Regions from separate parts of the Homo sapiens genome. Here region 1 is linked to region 2. Evidence: chromatin loops called from intact Hi-C (ENCODE). Cell type or tissue: GM12878. All regions are shown on one strand. Links, peaks and the distances in the headings refer to the core of each region. The heading gives the core; the rest is flanking DNA.

Region 1 (5,380 bases), core at 149-5,148, 280 kb before region 2:
CACAGGCTAATTAGAGGGCCCGGGTTTGAGTTCTGACTCTTACCTCCTCCTATCCTGGGCAGGTCACTACTGCTCTGTGCCTCAGTTTCACCAAGGAGAAATAAAATATAACAGCAAAAAACACCAAACTAGTAAAAACAAAATTATCTACCATAATAGTAAGGTATTAAGTTCTAGTAGTATCATCATATGGGAGAATCTGGTATAAACTTAATAAAGCTACAGGATAATTCAGTTGTAGTATTCAGTTTCCAGCCACATGAGAAATACCTGAAGAATATTCATTTCTAATTTTCCTCAACCCAGAAGCTGCTCAGTAAATTCCCACAAAACCACCTTAGATCTTAGGTGAGGACCAGCTTAATATTCATTTCTGATTTCCCTCAACCCAGAAGCTGCTCAGTAAATTCCCACAAAACAATCTTAGATCTTAGGTGAGGACCAGCTTTCCTTTCACAAGTGCTATGGGCAGTGCTCCCAGTGAAGCAGCCTCTGAGATGAAGTTTAGCATCCAGGATGTTTTGGGGGGAGGTTTTCTTTTATATTATGTTTTGATCAACACCTGTTGAAGGGAGGGAAAGCAAGCGGGAGTGGCCAGAGGAGGAAGTTGAGCTGCATGCAAACCCACGATGGCCTCAACAGACCACCCAGGCTCAGTCCTGGAGCTCTTCACAATGATCCCACTCTGGGCCGGGATGGCTAGCCCATCATAGCCCTGCACCAATCTAGTGTTTGGTTTTGTTTTTATTATATTTTACCTCCAGCTGGGGAAACTGAGGTGTAGAGCAAGGGTGGCCTGCCCAATGTTGGAAGAAGTAGAACCAGGACTCAAAACCCAGGCCTTGGATATCCTGTGTCACGGGACATGGGGAGTCGGAGATGGTAGATGAGATGAATGGCTAAAAGGGGCTCTGTGTGGCCCAGGACAGTGTCCACACAGTGCAGTAATCCCTCACTTTATCCACTCATTTGTTCAACTCATATTTCATATGCTTAGTTTTCTACAGGCACTGGTAGTTAAAAAATGAGTAAAGTGGCCGGGCGCGGTGGCTCATGCCTGTACTCCCAGCACTTTGGGAGGCAGAGGCGGGCTGATAACGAGATCAGAAGACCGAGACTATCCTGGTTAACATGGTGAAACCCCATCTCTACTAAAAATAGAAAAAATTAGCCAGGCGTGGTGGCAGGCACCTGTAGTCCCAGCTACTCAGGAGGCTGAGGCAGGAGAATGGCGTGAACCCAGGAGGCGGAGCTTGCAGTGAGCCAAGATTGCGCCACTGCACTCCAGCCTGGGCAACAGAGGGAGACTCCTCTCAAAAAAAAAAAAAAAAAAAAGAGTAAAGCACCATTCCTCTCCTCCATGAGCTCATATTTGCCAGGCCTATTTTTCTACAAAGTTTATTTTGAGCATCTACAAAATCAGCAAGTGTGCCTCATCTTTCACTAGGCTCATGACTCTTGTGGGTTTTTGTGAACATGCAGTTTCTCAGTCGGCAGGTCTGGCGTGGGCCTGCGGCTTTGCATCAGAAATGTAATGCTGTGGGTCCTGGCTCACTTTGAGGAGCAAAGATCTGCTCTTCAGAGGCAGGTTTGGGTTTTTTGTTTGTCTGTTTGTTTGCGTTTTAGAGATGGAGGTCTCGCTCTGTCACCCAGGCTGAAGGGCAGTGGCATGATCTCAGATCACTGTAGCCTCGACCTCCTGGGCTCAAGCGATCCTCCTGCCTCAGCCTCCTGAGTGGCTGGGGTCACAGACATGTGCCACCACACCTGGCTAACTTTTTAAAAAAATTTTTGTAGAGACAAGTTCTCACTATGTTGGCCAGGCTGGCCTTGAACTCTTGGGCCTAAGTGATCCTCCCACCTTGGCCTCCCAAAGTGTTGGGATTACAGGCTGGAGCCACTGGACCCCGCCCAAAGGCAGTTTCTACTTGGGTCTCTCTAAGTCAGTCCCACCATGTCCTCTCCCATTGGACATACCTGGAGGATGCTTCTAAAGGGACCAATGCCATGAGAAATGACTTTGCTTACTAAATGGCCTTCTGGATTCAGTGCTTCTGAGAAACCATCTTGGACTAGATGGGGCCTCTTGGGAGCCCAGCCATGGGTGCATAGGGGGCTTTCTGAGCCCTTTCTCTAGATTCCACAAGGGTTCCACATGTCACTGCCTTCACTTCACTGTCACAGAAGTGGCTTTATGGTGCTTTGTCTGTGGAAAGTACTTAGCTCTGGAAAACCACACTTGTTCATGTGAAACCTGACTAATGACAGGAACTGGACATGAGCTGGCCATTGAATTTGCTCAGGATGGTAGGATTTTCACCAGGGAGCATCCCAATGGAATCCATTCGTTTTGCTGGGCCAAAGTCAACAGGAAAATGAGAAAATTTTCCCAAATTAGGGCACAGCCCTTTCCCAATGCTGTTGAGGTGACTGCCCACCACTATGTTTAAATGCAACTTCCTTTTTGTTTTTTCAGTTTGCAGTTACTACTGATACTGCTAAATTATAGTTTGTGTACATGCACGTTTTATTCCACATGTGTAGGTGTCAGACATTTCACTAACCCAACATTTGGTGTATCTGCTGGCACATTGAGACTAAGAACTGGGAGGATACACAGTACAGGGGAATGGTTGACGTTAATTCATAGGTTGCTTTGTTTCTGTCTCAGTAAGGAAACAGGCTGCTATAGTAACACATTTTTGGGGTTTTATCTCATGGGGAAAGCAGAAAATTGCCTGTGTGAATAGCTCCACCCAGTAATTATTCACAGAACTTCAGGTATTGAAACTCACCATTTCTGTGGTTTATATTAATGGCTTCTGTAAAGTTAAAAAAAAATTAAAATACATTTCACTTTCACTCTGCCAAAGCAAGCAAACAGCCACAGGAAGGACCAAACTAAGTAGATAATTTATTTCAGATTCTTTAAATAAGGGAAAAGAACATGCAAGTCAAGGCCCTGGAACCTTCAGGAACAAGATTTACCACATTTAAGTGGTACAAATTTAAAGGCACTGGAAATACAAGAGGGAGAAAACAGAGAGGGGCCTGACCTCGGGTAATGTAACAGGGGCAGCATGGAGATAAGAAACAACTTGACAAGTAAGTTAATTACTAAGCTCACGTCCTGATTAGGACTGCGGAGGAAATAACAGGAAATGTACTAAAGAATAAAACAGGACACCACCTTCTTTGGGTAGGGTGGCCAAGACAGACCTCCCTGAGAAAGTGACATTTAAGCTGTGACCGGTAGGAGGAAAAAGAACAAGAGGGCATGTTCTCTTTCTCTAGCAATGTAGTTAATGTCTACAAAAGGGTAGAATAGATAATTTACTACTTCTCTGGCTAAGCCAACTTCCCACCTACTTCTCGGTGCCAGGGAACTAACATTTAAGGGTTTTGTGCAGGAGCTTTCTTAACCTGCAGTGCTGTGAGATGGGTTGATCTTCAGAATAGGAAGGCAGTTCAGGAGGTTAAAGAATTTGGCCAGGGTTGTACAGAGAGTATAACAGGCAGGCTTGGTTGAGAAATGCGCCACATCAGGAAAAGACAAGCACCGACTGCTTTTATATTTCCAAATAATGAATATCAACAGTTTTGACCAGTGTCTACCTTAGACACACTAGCTGGAGGGGAAAATGTAAAACTGAGTTTTAACAGTATCTCAGGCGCAGTGGCTCACGCCTGTAATCCCAGCACTTTGGGAGGCCGAGGGGGGTGGGTCATTTTAGGTCAGGAGCTGAAGACAAGCCTGGCCAACATGGTGGAACCCCATCTCTAATAAAAATACAAAAATTAGCCAGACGTGGTGGCAGTTGCCTGTAATCCAGCTACTTGGAATGCTGAGGCAGGAGAATTGCTTGAACCCAGGAGGCGGCGATTGCAGTGAGCTAAGATTGCGCCACTGCACTCCAGCCTGGGCAACAGAGCAAGACTCTGTCTCAAAAATTAAATAAATAAATAAAAAATAAAATAAAATAAATAAAAAGGTATCTCAGTGCATCAAATACATTTAGCATGACTCAGTGATTTGTAGTCTTGTCTGATTGTTACAGTGTTGGTCTCATCTCTCTCCATCCTATCTATGTCTTAGGCCTAGCAACACTGATGTTGGTGCCTGGGGCAGGTGATAGAGGAAGGAGTTACCTGTGTGTTTGCCTGTTTGTCAGTGGTGGGCAGATTGTCTTGGCTCAGTCTCCTCTTCTGTTGTTTGACCCACAGAAAATGTGCTACCTCTTGGTTGCATAGGTGGGCTTTCCTCTGGGTTCGTGGATTGGTTCTTTGGCTGGTAGTGGTGAAGGAGGGAACTCACTGAAGCACCTGTCCACCCTCACTGCACATGTGAAGTCCGCCCCTCAGTCCATTTCACCACCGTCTCTTTTCACCATCCTTGATGGATGGGTTTTGGAGTGACCATATCATGATGGCCTAGGTCTCAGCTACTTTCTACACTATTTTCTTGATTGACCTACATGGAGAAAGTTTCTATCTTTGTTCCTCCATTGAGTGGTAAGAAGCCAAGCTGTCTTCCCTGACCCCTCAACCTCCCATTCACCCTTTCTGCTCCACTTTCTCCCATACCCTTGCATCATCAGGCTATCTGTCAGTTCAGTGGTTTAGTGCTCAGCTGAGCCAGGACCTGACTAAGATGGGAGGTTGAGGGAAGTGGTGGTGGTGGTGGGGTGGGGTGGGGCAAGTCAGGAGTCACTGATTGCACAGGAAGGGAACTTTCTATTCTTTTCTCTCATTTCCTTAATAAAGACGAGAGAGAAGTCATCATAAAGGTGCTGTTGGTTCACTCCCTCTTAGAAACTCTGTGGCACGGTGTGGCACCTTCTGTTCTTAGCTATGAGCAATCTTTCCAACCTTGCATTGGGTTGGATTGGTGGAGGGAAGGGGGCTCCCCAATCTGTACCTCACATTCTTATGTTCTAGAAAGTAGGTGGCAAAGCCAGGATTTAAATCCAGGCTATGTGGCCCCAAAGCCCATGACCTTTTCTCTACGTAGCGCCATCTCCGCTATGTACTATATTTTAGAGTGGAGCATGCTTTGAAAAAAAATTAAATTTCCAAGCCAAGAAAAAGAGTACAAGGGAGTGTGGGGATGGGGGTGAGGTGGGTGGATATTTTTTAAGTCTTTGCACAAAATTTAGGTAGAAGAAACCAAAAGGGGTGGGTATGAAGGATGTGAAGTTAAAATATCTAAATTTCTGAAACAAATACTATGAGTTTTGCCTGGGAAACATGTACTAATCACTTCCTCAAGTGAATGAAAGCTTGGCCATATCCTACTTCTACTCATGGTAGATGGCTCCAGTGGGTATATTATTTTCGTATGCCTATGAAGTGTGGGCTTGCAGTAAGAGCAGAGATCTGT
Region 2 (5,380 bases), core at 180-5,179:
TTAAGGGCAACTTAGAGTCCTGTTTCTCTACTGCTTCATTTTCCAGAAGCCACATCTAACGTGGTCTTTTGCAAATTGCAAACCGCTTTTCACACATTTTACTTGTGATAATCCTCATAGCAACCTTATATGACAGGTCAATTATTACCTCATTTTTACAGGTGGGGAAATTAAAGCTTGGAGAGATTAAGTCACTTGCCTAAAAGCACCCCACTAGTATATGACGGTTAAGACTGAAATCCAAATCTTCCATCTCCAAATCCCATGCTCTCTCTTTACAATTCTATTCAGACTGTACTAGAGGAGGTGGTTTGTGTTGGCACACTGGTTTGGACGTTATAGACAATGAGAAAACATGGCTGAACTGTCAGTCACTGCAAGAGGGATCTTATTTTTATCTAATAGGAGGTCTTGGCTGGACAGGAACTGAGTCTCAAATACTTCCAGTGACTGGGTGGTAACTCCATGTCAGACGCTGTTCCAGGTGTCCAGGATAGATCAGTGACCAACACAGAAAGGTCTCTGGCCCCTGGAATTTACATTCTAGTGGATGAGACGGACGTGAAACAAATAATGAAATATAAAATATGTCAAGTGATGTTAAGTGCTATGGAAAAACTAAAACAGAATAGACGTGTGTGTGTGTGTGTGTGTGTGTGTGTGTGACAGAGTGTGTAAGGAGAATAGGAATTACATTTTATATATATGTAAGGTGTTTAGGAAATTTCATCAGATAAGGTCACATTTGAGAAGATCCCTAAAATAGGTGAAGGAGAAAATTTCATGGAGATCTGGGAAAACATATTCTGGATAGAGAAAAATCACAAATGCAAAGACACTAGAGTATGAGTTTAGTGAATCTGAGGAACAGGAAGAAGGCCAGTGTGTCTGGGAAGGTTTAGCCACCATGTACTTGCCTTCATTGAGCAAAAACATCCATAAGAGAAAAAACAAGTGCACGTCTTTGAAACATAAAAAATAACACAGGGTAAAAATGAGTGTTATAAAGAGGCATAAATCAAGTACTATGGGATTTCAGAGGAAGTAAAGGAGGCTTGGAATCCCAGAGAACCAGCACTTAATTCTCTATTCCAAGGTTTTCCTTTTTGTCTGAACTGTAAAATATACCATTTTCAAACTTATCTTATGTGGATTGCCAATATGAAAACAAATGAAATCAGACTACTCTAGTGAAGTGAAGGGGTGGAGGAGGTTTAGCCTTCCCAAGTTGGCCTTACTCTTTCTCATCACCAGCCACAGAAGAACCTTCATGGAACCCTGGGGCCTAGGAAACAAAGTTTGCCAGCAACAGATCTAGTCAAACTAGCTCATTTTACAAAAGAGGAATCTGAAGCCGATAGTGGGAATCTTCTTCTGGCCTCTACTGGAGTGAAGTCTCCCTGGTCTTCTGGGCTGGCCTCTGCCGCTAATGACCATAGAAACTGCTTCAGCTTCCAGTCTGAAGTTCCCACCTCCTTGTGTTGAACCTTGGCCTGACTGACTTGGAACTCCATTCTCTCTGCCTGTGGACCAATGCATTCACCTATGGGACCCATGCATTCATCATTTCTAGGGGCAGTCTGAGACCGTTGAAACAAGGAAGTCACTGCTCAGATTTGCATTGCAAATTAGATTTTGAGTCCAAAGGAAGACAATAGTCCTGAAAATTAGATTTATTGGGAGAATGTACCTCTTGAACACACAGAGATAATGACAATGAAACTGCTCTACGCTTACACCCTGAAAATGACAAGCACATCCTTGACATCATCCTTCGCATATGATGCACTTCTTTGCTTAAAATAACCTCCTTTTTAATAAATTCTACTCATCTTTCGAAGAAGCTAAATTCTCTTTCCCTGTGATGCGTTCTCAGACTTTCCCAAGCAGAATCAATCAACCCTCCATCTGTGTTCCTGTAGCACTTTTTTTCATACATTTATTATAGCCCTCATCTTATTGCATTAGAAAAATGTGTTTACATATTTTTCTTCCACTGACTCTGAGTTTCTGTTGTGAATAAGAAATATGTCTCACTCATACTGATGCCTCAGCTGCTGCTAACAGTGTTCTGGCGTTTGATACATTTGCTGATTGGCATTGTAATTCAGTACTGGCTGAGGTTATGAGAAATGAGTGTCCTTCTCAGCCATAGACTTTTTTAGAAGTTGCCAACCAGTGACAAACCATTATTAATTATTTGCTTGTCAACTTGATAAGTTATTGAAAAGTAAAATGACTGTGTGAATATCCTGTTACTGATCATTGAAAGTTTCTGATGGACAGTCCCGGCACTCACCCTTGGTCTGTTTCAGTCACAAGCCTTCTTACACATTTTTCTGTTTGCTCATCCATGCTGGATCTGTTCTGAGGCAGACACGTTGCTATGACCAACGCAGCCAGCAATGACACATTCTCCCTCATGCCTGGCCACAGCCCCTGGTAACTGTCAGCCTTGCAGATATGACTGACAAGAGTAGAAAGTAAAATCTGTGGGAAAAAATATGAAATCAGGTTCCAGTTCTCACTCCCTCATTACGTAAAAATGATACCATGTTTAGTGAGTGTTGTGTGGTGAATCTCACATGATCCTGAGACAGAAGGGGCTTTACCAGGAGAGAAGTGATTTTTCTGACAGATACATGAGCCTCGGTAATGGTGCCATTCAGCACTGAAAGGCAAACTTAAGTTCCCTTTGCCAAATTCACACTGCACATCAAAGCTACAGGGAAGGGTCAGTCCTTTTCAACAACTGCAACGTAACTAAAGCCGCTTCGTTTGCAGGAGTTCATAAAAACTAGATTATCCCAGATCCATTTTCTTAAACCAAGAACAAAACAACCTCAGTAGTAGAAAATGTCAGCTCTCACATGTCCACTGATCTTTGCCTCATCATCTAAGACTTTTTAGATTTTGTGTTGAAATACAGCTTCCCCTACCAACAGGTCTGCCCAATCATTTTTAGCCCAACTTTATAGTTAAGAGTTCAAAGTACAATATTCTTGCTTTCATGTATAAGCATTTATTTGATCACATGGGATTTACCACGTTTATTGTCAAACAATTGATCTTTTCTTCTTAAATTCCTCTAGGATTTCCATCTAGTTGATGTGGTTTTCATGTTTCTAACAGAAACAGCAAATAAGAACACAAGAGAGAAATGTTTGTATCTTGTTGAAATGTGGAGTATTCAGGGTTATCACTAAAAGGCATTTGAGACATGACCACACAGAAAAGAGAATCCAGGGAACTGTTTGGGAAGACAAATCACATTAAGGGTGTTTATTTGGATTTCTAAAATTTCCCTTTCTCTGGTTTTATTTACATTTCATTAATATGAAGTGATTCAACCTGAGTAACATTTTGTCCTACATAGCTTACTGATTTGACTTTTGCAAGCAGCCGGACACCAAGAGTGGCCCTAAACAAGTTCTTGGTTGATGCAAAGCTCCACACGTATTGAATCAGATAACTGTAAATGAAAATTGCCCTTTAAATGTAATCTCTCAAAATCACTAGAGTTCATTTCCCCTAGAGAAGCAGATAGCTTACGCACATTCCCTTAGGAAGGGGATCAAGTTTGTTACCTATAAAACTAAGAAGGCAGAACTGCTGTCAAGGGCAGGAGTTGAACTGTACAGTTTTAATTCCTAAACTGGACCCAATTCAATGGGCTTTGGTCTTGATCTTTTCCAATTTATGTTAACTAAGTCCTAATTAAGCAGAGTTCATTTTAAAGAAGTCAGATGCCAAGTCTTGTCTTTTCTACCTAGACTTTCAATATTGCAGAGCTTTTTCTTAATTAAGGTGAAGAATTCCTTTTGGCTTTCACAGGCAGAATTTTCCACTTGTTCCATTTAGAGTGCCAGTTGGCTTTCACGCTCTGCAACCATGTGCCTCTGGCACAGCTGGAAAATTTATGAACTTCTGTGGGATTAAAAAGGTGCTATATCCTTGGGAAACGTTCCTAATAACCTGAATTCCTATTTCTTCTCACCAGTGATCAATCTTTTCCAAGTAATAACTAGCAAGTGAGCAGTAAAGGCAGGGAACAATGAGATGTCAGCAGCAATGTTCCCAGAGAGATGTCCTCTCTCCCTAACCCCAGAGCTTGAATCCAACAAAGACTGATATGGGCAGTCTTTAGCCAGAGCTCTGGCTCCTATTTTGGTACCCAGGGGCAACTTGCAGATAAAGGAGAGATGGATCCTAGGCTGCCCTTATGGCTGCCTAGAATGTGATGGCTCAGTAGGAATGGCATCCCTTAAAGATTGCTAGGCACCAGAGCTAGAAGCAGAAGACCCAGTTCTAGATCCTCTTCTCCCACTGTATAATTATGAGACCTTGAAACAGCTCTCAGAATACTTCTCCAAGCCTTGGTTGTCTCACCTGTAAATAGAATATGACTAGACCACTGCTTCTCAAACTAAATGTGTAATGAAGGAACACATTTTTCCTTTCTTCCCCCCACCCCAATCTATTGTAGACTGTGTTTTTGTGAAATACAATAAAAAAATGAATTACCAGAAGAATGATGTTTGGAAGGTGCAGCAATGTCAAATTTCTATAAGAATTCTAAATGCTTACCCATACTTTCTGTACTTATCTGGCCAAAAAAAGGTAACAGTGTCTGGGCCAGCAGCAGTGCAAGGACCACACTTCGCAGAGCAATCAATCAGATGATATCTTAGGCACCTCCTGGCTCTCATAGTTTCCACTTCCTGTAGCCTGCCTGCCTCTCCACTAGATTTGCCCAAGCACCCAAATGCTAAGCTTGGTGACAAGACCAAAATTATGCTTCCGGGGTGACTTTGTCTGTTAGAGCTTCTTTTACAACATACTGTAAATTGGGTTACCTATAAACAACAAATATATTTCTCACAGTTCTAGAGGCTGAGAAGTCCAAGATCAGGATGCCAGAGGATTTGCCATCTGATGAGGGGCTTCTTCCTAGTTCACAGATGGCCGTCATCTCACTGTGTTCTCACATGGTGGAAGAAGTGAGGGCTCTCTAATTCCATTCAAGAGGGTTTCACCTTCATGCCCTAATCACCTCCAAGGGCTCCAAATACCATCATATTGGGGGTGAGAATTTTAATCTGTAAATTTGGGGTTGGGGTGGTGACACAAATATTCGGTCTGTAGTATGAAGTTGTCAACAAAGATCAAAATAACCCCTTGAACAACTAATAGTATTTCTATATCTGTGTTTCTTTCCCTATCAACCTCCCTGAACCATGATCTAGAATCCGAGCTCCACCACTTGGTATCAGGGGGCCAAAAGCAAGTTACTTAACTTCTCTGTGCCTCAGTTTTTTCATCTCTAAAATGAGAATAACATCTTCTTCATAGGGGTACTTTTGTTAAGTGTTTATTTTGA

What was found. Hi-C counts contacts between places; a loop is a spot of excess contacts. Peaks named below come from ENCODE experiments on the same cell type or tissue, not always from the same donor. Only the 100,000 strongest peaks of a DNase experiment are listed, where the experiment ranks them.
Region 1: it touches region 2 in a loop (8-fold over the local background); 1 of 110 quality-filtered maps calls a loop at or near these places.

The regions. Positions count from the first base shown.
Region 1 is chr2:37,849,388-37,854,767 of GRCh38, reverse strand. The region is part of intron 2 of PIRAT1 (PU.1 (SPI1) induced regulator of S100A8 and S100A9 alarmin transcription 1); the gene reads left to right. Among named protein-coding and RNA genes, the nearest start is that of PIRAT1, 24 kb to the left of the region's middle. RefSeq lists a silencer at 1,035-1,084. In GM12878, for the core only: a CTCF peak has its summit at 2,756; DNase peaks (open chromatin) are centred at 2,212, 2,707 and 3,107; H3K4me3 peaks cover 330 bases; H3K27ac peaks cover 2,077 bases.
Region 2 is chr2:37,568,112-37,573,491 of GRCh38, reverse strand. The region is part of intron 1 of LINC03063 (long intergenic non-protein coding RNA 3063); the gene reads right to left. Among named protein-coding and RNA genes, the nearest start is that of LINC03063, 8.3 kb to the right of the region's middle. RefSeq lists enhancers at 2,245-2,304, 2,405-2,714. In GM12878, for the core only: no CTCF peak of the experiment used is centred there; a DNase peak (open chromatin) is centred at 2,461; H3K4me3 peaks cover 885 bases; H3K27ac peaks cover 4,247 bases.